2 separate regions of the Homo sapiens genome follow, and region 2 is linked to region 1. A link is an interaction called in ENCODE POLR2A ChIA-PET data of the cell type or tissue named here. Cell type or tissue: PC-9. All regions are shown on one strand. Links, peaks and the distances in the headings refer to the core of each region. The heading gives the core; the rest is flanking DNA.

What was found. ChIA-PET counts read pairs that join two places held together with the same protein. Peaks named below come from ENCODE experiments on the same cell type or tissue, not always from the same donor. Only the 100,000 strongest peaks of a DNase experiment are listed, where the experiment ranks them.
Region 2: POLR2A ChIA-PET joins it to region 1 with 7 read pairs; 2 of 35 experiments call an interaction of 5 or more read pairs at or near these places.

Annotation. Positions count from the first base shown.
Region 1 is chr7:46,342,529-46,347,922 of GRCh38, forward strand. No RefSeq gene overlaps it. Among named protein-coding and RNA genes, the nearest start is that of IGFBP3, 420 kb to the left of the region's middle. In PC-9, for the core only: no CTCF peak of the experiment used is centred there; no DNase peak of the experiment used is centred there; H3K27ac peaks cover 568 bases.
Region 2 is chr7:46,255,419-46,260,812 of GRCh38, forward strand. No RefSeq gene overlaps it. Among named protein-coding and RNA genes, the nearest start is that of IGFBP3, 340 kb to the left of the region's middle. In PC-9, for the core only: no CTCF peak of the experiment used is centred there; a DNase peak (open chromatin) is centred at 2,843; H3K27ac peaks cover 748 bases.

The sequences.
Region 1 (5,394 bases), core at 311-5,310:
TTTGTAAACTTTACTTCCTCCAAATTGCAAAGCTCACTGAAAGGGGTGGGGGATAAAGGATGATCTAAGTAACTTTGTAAAGCAATCTACTGACTGGGCACTGTTAGTCCAAAGATGAAACAAACTGTATAATCTGTACTCTTTTGTTGGCTTTTTTTGTCAAAGGAGTATGGTTAGCAGTTGTGAGGCAGCTTAACATGTATATTAGGGTTGAAAGAGTAAGTAACTAAACAGTAGATTATAGGACTCAGTTTTATTATTGTCAGAGAATGAATTGGCAAATAAGCAACAGAGAAGAGCTTAAGTGAACACCATGGTGTTGGATTAGTCAGAAATATCAGTAAAAACTCATGTTTATTTTAATATCTGCATTTTAATATATAAATATTGCTTAATATACTTATAAGTATTCTCTATATAATAATATTGTAATATTATATACTTATTTGTTATTTATAATGCTTACATTTTGTATTGCTTATTGAATATTGTATTACACTGGAGATACTTCAATTTATGTAAACCTTCCTCATTCTTCTTCAGCAGCTGCTTAGTTTCACATCATGTTTGTATAATATGATACTTCATCAACCAATTAATGGGTTAATTACTGATATACACAATCTTATGGGTATCTTCAGGATAGAGTATAAAATATAGAGTCAAAACTTCAGTGTTTGCATATTTTAAACTTGGACAATCATTACCACATTCTCCTCTGAGAAAATCAGAGAGCTTTTCCCTTTCACTAATGGCTAGTGCTCACACTATTTCTCCCACTCTTGCAAAAACTGGATATTATGTCCACATCTATGTACCATTTTTGTTGTGATTGACAAAATTGAACTTCAACTAATCTGACTGATATGAAAAGGGATGCTGTTTTACTTTCTTATTTTTTAGTTTTCCTGAATGTGTCCAATTTGCACCATCTCTCCCACAGAGGACAAATAAAAAAATCTCGCATTACTTAAGAATTATTTCGTGGCGTGTGTCTCTCCAGACTTTTGTTATGGTGTCACTACTTGCAAGCTGTGAGTCTGTTTTGAGAACTCTCTCCATCTCTCCAAATAAAAACATATCAGAACAGTGATGGTGGTAATGTCATTTTATCTAAATATGAAGCTGGTACTTTTTGTGTTTTGCAAATAGTGCTGTTCCGTAAACTTTCCATCAAAGGAGATTTTAGAGAGAACGTATGGATCAACTTCTCCACAGTTCCTATGAACAACCCTTGATGGCGGTGTTACTTGCTTTAGTACCTCTGAATATAGATTTTTTGGCTGGATCAAAATTCGTTCTTCAGTCATAAACCTGAGAATTATATTTTTAAATATTTTTAAAATAAATCACCACAGAGTGTGCCCTATATTCTCTTAAGTCTTCCAATGTATTCTCTAATGTTTAGTCTCAGCTGGAGAACTGACCTTGTATTTTGGTTACTCAGAACATTAGTTTCCAATTTAGTTTAACTGAAAGTGCTATTGAAATGTTGAGTCAGTTCTTTACAGAAAAATCTTGTATATCTGTCTTTCCTCCTATTGCAGAACATGCATAACTAGTGGATATGTTAATGGAAATCCATCTGTTTTAGAGCTGATCTTAAGAGTTTAGGTTATTTTGTGTGTTATAAACTGTGAATATGAGTATACCAGCAGCATACAATGTAGCTGTAGTGGTATTTCAATGAATTTCACTTCCTTTTGAGTCTAGGCTGTTTGAAGTCTATATAAACTTATTTTCAAATATAACCTTTACCTAAAAAAGTAATAATAAAAATCGATTTTTGCATGTTAAAATTATTACTTTGATGACAAAAGACATATTCTTTCATGGTTTCAGCAATGAGAGGAAATGTAATGCTTATTTCAATATTTCACCTAAATATGTCTAGCTGTTAAACAACAACAACAAAACCTCCCTCATGAGAGGGGTTTCCTTTGAGAATCTCTGGTCTGGTTGACCTCTTGGATTCTGTATAAATCTAAGAGTCTATGAAAAGGTGTGTATGGAGCTATTTTCAAAGAATATTTTTCTTTGATTAATCATTTACTGATATATATCTTCAGTAGGAAAAAAAAGTGCACTCAGTGTTTTCCACGTTTCCCTAAGTCCTCTGCAGGTCTCAACAAAGCCACTAGGTAATGGCTGTGTTGACTGATAAATATCGCATCAGGACAAGCCAAGCCTCCCCACCCTGTGAACCAAGGCTGATGATGGGGATGAATTACTCAGAAACACACCACGGGGTTTAACAGTTCTTGGAATACTTTTCCCCTAGAAACACCGAGAGCAGGTGAAATAGTAGGGTGTGAAGTGTAGGTGGTGACTTAGCATTAAGTCATTCTCTTGTCAAGGTCCCCTCTGACTTTGAAGAGCACCTCTATGTTGCCCCTGCCTCTGGGTGTGCAGCCCTCTTCTCTAATGCTTCTCCACCTGGGACTGTTTCAGTGGGCTTGACAGAAATGAGGAGCAGGCTTTTTTCTGTTTGTTTTAGAGCACTGTTTATGGAAAAGGTTTGAAGTGAAAGAGACTGTTCTGTAGATGAATAGATTACAAGGTCCTTTACCTAGGGACTTGATGGGCTAGAGAAGAAAAATGCTTAAGCAACGAGTTGTCATATAGAGTAAACAATTAATACTCATACACACACTGTCATAAGAAAGAGGTTGAATAGTTAATGATGCCTGGAGAATATGAGGGCAGGAAGATCAGGAATATTTCTAAAATAGAATTGTCATTGGATTTGATTATTTTGGAATACGAATATTTTATTAGTACATGGGGAATAAAGGGGCACGCAGGCATCAATGAAAAATCAAAATTTAAAAAAAACTGAAAAGACTACTGGGAAAGTTGAGCTCTCAGTGTAGCTCTGGAATGAGGTTCCTGGAGGTGGGGCATTTTAGGCAGCTTCTAAGATGACTTGCAAAGATTCCTGCCTTCTGGTATTTTTGCCAGTGTGTAATTCTCTCCCCTGGAGTGTGCTGGCCTTGTGAGTTGCTTCCAGCCAACATAATATGGTAAAGCCATAGGATGTCACCTTGTCATTAGTTTATAAAACATGATGCTTCCATGTTGCTAACAAATTCTATTGCCTTCTCAGTTCCTTGCTTTGATGAAGCAAGCTGCCATGTTGGAGACAAATGACTGAGGACAATGTCCGGCCAACAAGCAGAAAGGAAATGAATCTACCACCAACTATGTGGACATGGAAGTGGATTCTTTTCCTGTTGAGCCTTCTGATGACTCCAGCTCAGCCGATGCCTTGATGCAGCTAGGTGAGAGACCTCCAGCTAGGTGACCAGCCATCCAGTTGGCCCTGGACTGAGGGAAGTGGCTGGGATGCAGGGCTTTCTATTGTCTAACTGATGCAGTTTCTAGAAACCCATCCCAGCATGCCTGGAAATGAATTTTTTGGGATGAAGTCTTTTTGGTGCTAAGACAGGGAAAATCCTGGGCAAATTCTGATGAGTTGTTCATCTTACGCAAGAGACCCAGGTAACCTGTGCCTGGATTCCTGATCCACCGAAATCATGAGCTAATACATATAGGCTGTTTTAGGCTGCTAATTCCTGTGGCAATTTGTTGCCGGCAATAGATAGGGAGATGGGAAGGGATTGGGCTGAATATAATAAACATATTAGAAATGCAACGGGTTTTGTTTTGTGTGACAGACCAGGGAGTTTAGATTATTCATGGGCAATAAAGTACGACCATGAGTTCTTTTTTTAAAGATTATTTTTGATTAACAAATCGTAACTACTTACACTTATGAAATGTAATGTGATGTTTTGATAGAAGTATACAATGTGGAAGGTTTAAATCAAGCTAATTAGCATAACCATCAGCTTGCTTGGATACCAAGAGTTCTGAGCATGAAGGTGCCAGGCTTGGTCACTGCTTTGCACAGTCTTCTCATCTAATACTAATTAAAATAGAAATTTAACAATAACCCATACTCTGAGTACTTAATATGTGCCAGTCTATGGACTCTGTCCTTACACACCTTATTAGATCTTCCTCAAATGTTCATTAAATTTTGTCTATATTTCAGAAATTGGAAAAATAAGGCTTGGAAATATTAAGGAATATGTCTGAGGTCATTCATTCAGTCAGTGGGGGGCATGATTTGAATGTTCCTCTGTGAACCATGATGAAGGAGATAGGAGAGTCAACTTTTAGGACTGATGCAATTTTCAGGTCTTGAGAAATGAACCAAATTTCCATGTGGCATGGTTACTCTAATTGTAGAGATTTCAAATGAAGATGACGTTTACCTTTTCTCCATTATTAGCTGATGTTCCAAAATATTTATGTCTTCACTTGAGGGAAGATAAAGAAGTCAGGGGATTAGTTGCCAAACTAGATGTAAAGCCACGTGCTTGCGCATCCTGCACAGAGGGTAACCAAGCATTTCCTTCTGGTAGTCCTGTGTGGTGGCACAGAGACAGGTGAGGGTTTCCTTCAGGAACACACACACCATTGTGCATCAAAGGAAGAGCAGATGTGGGTGAGAATGATAACAGTAGTATTAAAGGAGTTCAATTGTAGTTAATTCAAGAAAAAAGAAGTACACAAAACTGTAAATGAGAGAGAGAAGTAGAAATGGTTCGGGGGGAAGTTAAATAATTGTATAGATTACTGTGTGCAAATACATGTGAAAACCTCTATGTGACTTTAGGGAACTATAAACATTCAAATAACCCAAGAAGAGAGAAATAAAATGTAAATGACTCCACATCTTATAAATCTTAATGATTAATGATGGAGAAAAACTAAAAACACTCAGATAGTCTTCTATATAAGAATAAGAGCAGTTTCATGGGTGAATCTTATAAAAGAATAAACTTTATGTGAAGATATACTTATTTAAATTCCTCAGTAAAGTGATGATGTATTTTACCTCTTATATTAGTAATATTTAAGAAGTTTTATAATATTTAGTACTAATTTTTATCAAAATGTAGAAACTATTCCGAGTCAGCAACTCTACTTCTTTTAATTTTTCCTACAAATTTCATGCAAAAGTATGCACACTTAGGAAGTTTTGTCTGTAATAACAAAATACAATTAATGACCAGGTGATAATTGGTAATAGTGGAAGATAAATGATCTGTGAAATCTGTGAAAATCCATGGGGATATAAGAAACAATAAAATGTGTTGACATGAGCTGACATGGAAATAAATTGAGGGAATGTGACTAAATGTTTTTAAAGCAGACTATAGAATGAGTATCTGCAGTATGATTTTTTAAAAGTAGATAAAAAGGTAGAGAAAGCTAGATCAAGAGAGAGAAAGACACAGAGGTCAAGAGAGAAGAGTACAGAATTAAGAATAGAGAAGAAGATGGAAATTGGCATAGGGATAAAAGTAGGATATGGAAAGAGAT
Region 2 (5,394 bases), core at 159-5,158, 87 kb before region 1:
GCAAGGATAAGCATTTGCAATTTAAAAGCTCCGAAATAAAGGAATCTCTAGTGATTTCACTGGAGATTGGAAGTAAATATTTAAAGAACAATTAACACTAAGTTTACATAATTTCTTACATAAAATAGAAGTACTGGACATTCTAGCTACTGAAGTAAGGCAAGTAAAATAAATAAAAGCCATAGAGATTGGAAAGAAGAAACAGAACTATTCTTGTTTGCAGATGACATCATTATCTTCACAGAACATCCCAAAATATTCTACAAACAACCCTACTAGAATTAATAAGTGAGTTCAGCAAGGTCGCAGGAAAAAGTGTCCACATAGAAAAATAAATTGCATGAACATGAACAAACAATAAATATGTGGGGAAAAATTAAAATATAATACCAATTATAATCATTTCAAAGAAAATTAATACTTTGGCATAAACATATCAAAACCTGTATAAGGTTTCTATTCTGAAAATTACAAAATTATGAAGAAGGAAATTAAAGCCACCTAAATAAGTGTAGATGTGTGCCATGTTCATGAATTGGAATATTAACATACTAAATATATCACTGATCCTAATGCAATCTACAGGGTTAATTAAGTCCCTGTTAAAATTCCAGGATACTTTTGTGTAGACTTAGATATAAAACAGTAAACACTATTTTGAATAAAAATAGAGTCAGAGAATTGCTCTACCCAGTATTAACGTCAATTCCTATCTAAACTTGCAATAATCAATATCAGTTGCTATCGGCAGGGGCCTAAGTTTCCACTATATGCAAAAATTTTCTCTAAATGGAACCCAGACTTAAATTCAAAGCTAACACTATCACACTTTCACAAAACAGAAATAGAAAAAAACTTCAGAATCTAGGGCTAAGCAGAGTTAATCAACTTGACACCAAAAGCGTTATCCATAAAAGAAAAGTTGATCAGTTGGACCTCATCAAAATTAAAAACTTTTGCTCTGTGAAACACTGTTGCAAACTACGTATCTGACAAAGGACTAGTATCTAGAATACATAAAGAACTCTCAAAACTCAGCAGTAAACAAAACACAACGAAACCAAACAAAAACCAATCCAATTAGAAAATTTTTAAATGACAGCTTTCACCAAAGAGGATATACAGATGGCAAATAAGCATGTGAAAAGATACTCAACATTATTAAACAACAGGGAAATGCAAATTAAAATAACCATTAGATGTTGCTGCATGCCCTTAAGAATGACTAAAATAAACACTGAAAGTATCAAACGCAGGCCAGGATGTAGAGAAAATGGGTCACTCATGTATATTGCTGGTGGGAATGTAAGATTTTATAGCTACCCTGAAAAGACTGTAAAACTTATAAAACTATCCAGGCAGCTTTGTAAAAGGAATACATGCTATCTTAGTATTATTTCTTACATCTGCCTTTAAATCTATGATTATCTCAAGAAAAAAGTTAATTAAAAAATATAAGTCCCATGTTACATGTCCACCTTTCTCCCTTCCCTATGGTAACACTCAGGCTGGGGAGAACCTGGGAAGAGTCTAGGTTCTGCTGACCACATTTATTTAATTGACTGGCCGCAACTTGCTGGATAGTTTCCAATTTGTATTTTTACCAGCCTCGAAAGCAATTTTTGAAAAACAGATGAGCAGATCCCTCCCATCTGCCCATCTGACCTATTAATACACAGTGTGAAGGCAGATCCTTTTCTTCTCCTACTTTTCCCTGCCTCAAATCTACTTTTTCCCACTTTCTGCTGACTGCTTTAGTGCTTTCCTGTCTTAGGCCAGCTAGTGTGCCTATAAAGAAATACCTGAGGCTGGGTAATTTATAAAGAAAAGAAGTTTATTTGTCTCACAGTTCTGCAGACTGTACAAGAAGAAGGGCACTGGCATCTGCCTCTGCTGCGGGCCTCAGGCTGCTTCCGAAGGGGAAGTGCAGCTGAAGTGTCCAGAGATCACAGGGTGGGAAAGAAAGCAAGAGGGAGGGGGTGGGGTGCCAGGCTCTTGTTAACAGCCAGCTCTCTCCAGTACTAATAGGCAAGAACTCACCCACCCCAAGAGAGTATTAATCCATTCACGAGGGATCCTCCCTCACGACCAAAATATCTCTCATTAGGCCACACCTCCAACACCGGGGATCCAATTTTAACATGAGATCTGGAGGGACAAACATCCAAACTGTAGCATTTTCTTAATGCCAGAGTCCTGGCTCTGCATACTGGGATCTTCTTAGGAAATCATCTCTCGTCTCTGCTTTCCATCATATTTCAAACTGGAAGGGACTTCTTTCCCTAGGAGAATGGGAATGATGATGTGTTATTTTTCTATTTTTCAGATTTGAGGCATTGAGCTCTTTCATAGGGTAGAATGTGTGTGGTTCTAACATTAGATCTTTGACTATAAGATATGCCAACTTCTGGAACATCTGCTGTGACCCATTTACTTCAATAAACCCAAACTCAGAGCACTTGGCCATCAGCCCTGATGGTATTCCCCATCTCACCTCCTCAGCCCGCCAAACTCCTCCCTTTCTCTCAAGGCGCATGCACTGTTCACCCTTATTTGGGGTCAGTTTGCCTGGTTCCTCCTCTCTGCTTTGTTCATGCAATTCCCCCTCCTGATACATCCTTAACTGCTTCCTTGTATGTGTGCATTTTCACCATTCAGCTTTAATGTTCTTTGTGCCATGAGGATTTTTACTAGTATTTCCTCTAAAATTCATAACATTAATCTATGCCTGTCTTGTGGCCTCCCTGCTCCCTTAGATATGGCATCTCTAATTTGTATTGAAATTATTCATATACAGTCTGACCTTTTCTGCCAAGTATCTCCAGTAAACTGGCAGAATGCCTAGTATACAGTATGAGCTCAATACATACCTGCTCACTGAATCATGACATGAATTCATTACAAAGAAAAAAAAATGTCCTTTGGAATAAGTGGTCCTAATTTTCAGATTGTAACAACGTACTAAAATGAAAAATACAATCTAAGTTTTCCTGCTTTTTGTTGAGTATTAAAGCACAGTGAATTTTATAAGAATGTATCGTATTATGTACTTTTAACTTTAAAAAACCTTGGACATCTCTCTAATGTGTTTAGTAAACTAATATGTATATATCATTATTATTAACTAAAATCCATACTTTATCCAGATTTCTGTATTTTTTTCTAATGTCTTTTTTCTAGTCCAAGATCTCATCCACATTACATTTAGACAGCATGTTTCTTTAGTCTATCTTTGGCTGTGACAGTTTCTCAGATCTTCCATGTCTTTGATGAACTTGGCATTTGTGGGGAGTATGGTCAGGTATTTTCTAGAATGTCCCTCCATTGGGATTTGTCTGATTTTTTCTCATGATTAGACTGGGATTAAGGATTATCAGAAGGAAGACCACAGAGATTAAGTGACATTCTCATGCCATAATTCCAAGGACACATACTATCAACATGATTTATTACTGTTGATGTTGGCCTTGATCAACTGGTTGAGATACAGTTTGTTAGGTTTCTTTTTTTTTTTAATGACCATTACCTTAAATATTGAGGACTTATTGAGTTTACAGATTGAAAATAATGTCTAAATATAAGACCTATTGGAGCACCTTATGTTGCTTTTAGATAATTATTCTGGGGAGGATAACTTCAAATTTCCAAGATTCTGTTCTTGCTTCTCTTCTTCTTTCATTCTTCCTACCTGTGGGCTAGTTCAGTTACAATTGCACCTTCCTCAGACACCACTGTGCAGGTGACTCCTCAATGTACAGCTCTAGCAAATGTCCATAGTTTCAAACCTATATTTTGAATATCATCAAATTGTCATTAGCACCTCAAATTTATCATGTCAAAAAATTGTACTTTTTATTTCTACACACACACATGCACACACATGTACACACACACACTTACACACACACATGCAGAGGGGCATATGCGGCTTCTCCTGTTTCCGTCACCTAATTCCATGGTCTCATTACCTACCTCATCGGTCTCTCTGAACACCTTGGTTCCCTTCTTAAGCCTTTCTAAACATAAATTTAAACAGCATATTAACCTACCTTTTAATCCTTTTAGAGAAAAAGAAATTTTTTGACTGATTAGAGATATAGCAAAAATAGTTCTGCCTTTGTAATTATGTTCAGACAACTTATACTAAAATATAGGAAAATTTGAATTAATTCATTTTTTCCATAAAGCTGTTTTATAAAGAATAGATTTTAAAATAAAATAGATTCCAAAAATTCCTTCATTTTAATTTTTTAAAACTTCCGTTGAAATCCATGCCATTCTGCCTTTTTTTTTTAATGCTACCTAAATATTATGACAGATGCTTAAGGAACTGAAGCATTCTTTTAACATTTATTTTCCTAAGTAAAACACTCTTAGAAAATAAATTTAAAAGCTCATTTCTCTTATTGTTAAAAAAAAACTAAGGTTTTTTTTTCTAAGTTAAACTTTTGTAAACATTTGAAGACATCAAAGTCACTGGCAAGTTTAGCTTAAACATGGAATATAAATTCTCCCCCTTAATATATCACGTGTGACATCACCCACCCCCACCCTGGCACATCCCATGAAAAGAGACCACAAAATATTCTAACTTCACATCTGAGTATGTGTGGATGCATTTCTTTCTTTCATAAGGAGATAAACATTCATGTTTAGATTGAGCACACCTAAGTTATTTAGCTTTTTTTTTAGTTGCTTGGACACAGTGTGTCAACATCCCCTCATCTTGCACAAATATTTGCCAGGGCACTTGCCACTCTGTTCCCCAGCCTCACCCTCCACTTAGTGCCTACTCATTCCTTGAATCTGGACTTAAAAGGAAGCCTCCATAACCTTCCAGACTGGATCAGGCCCCTCTGTTGAATGTTTTCATGACAAATCTGCACTTTTCCTTTGTGGGACTTTGTTGTTATAAGAGCTAGTGGGAATTGGATTTATGTCTGTCTTGTGCAGATGAAAAGCTGCACAGGGGCAGAAGCCATGTCTGTGTGTGTTCTTGATCCTAATCTCCATTGAACACTCATCCCACAAGTGGTGTTGGGCATCTGGTGATGCCAGGTGGTCTGTCAGGTCCTGAGGATGGAGAAATGAGAGAGAGACAGTCTGAGCAAAGAGGGCTACGTCAGTTCCCCTGGGTTTTGAATACAATGGAGACAGGGCACTGGACAGGTGTCAGGTGTCCCCAGGGTTGGTAAGAAAAGCCTCTGAGAAGGGAGGACTTATTTGAGCTGTCTTGAGAAAGGGGTCAACATTCAGGAGGCTGGAGGAAGGGGCTTCCAATGAGGTCAGGTAGAGAGGAGAGTTGAAATTGTCTGGTGCAATTGAGGTTCACACCTCCTTAGAAGCCCTCAATTCCCCACCCTGACCCTACCAGACACACAGTATAAAACAGTG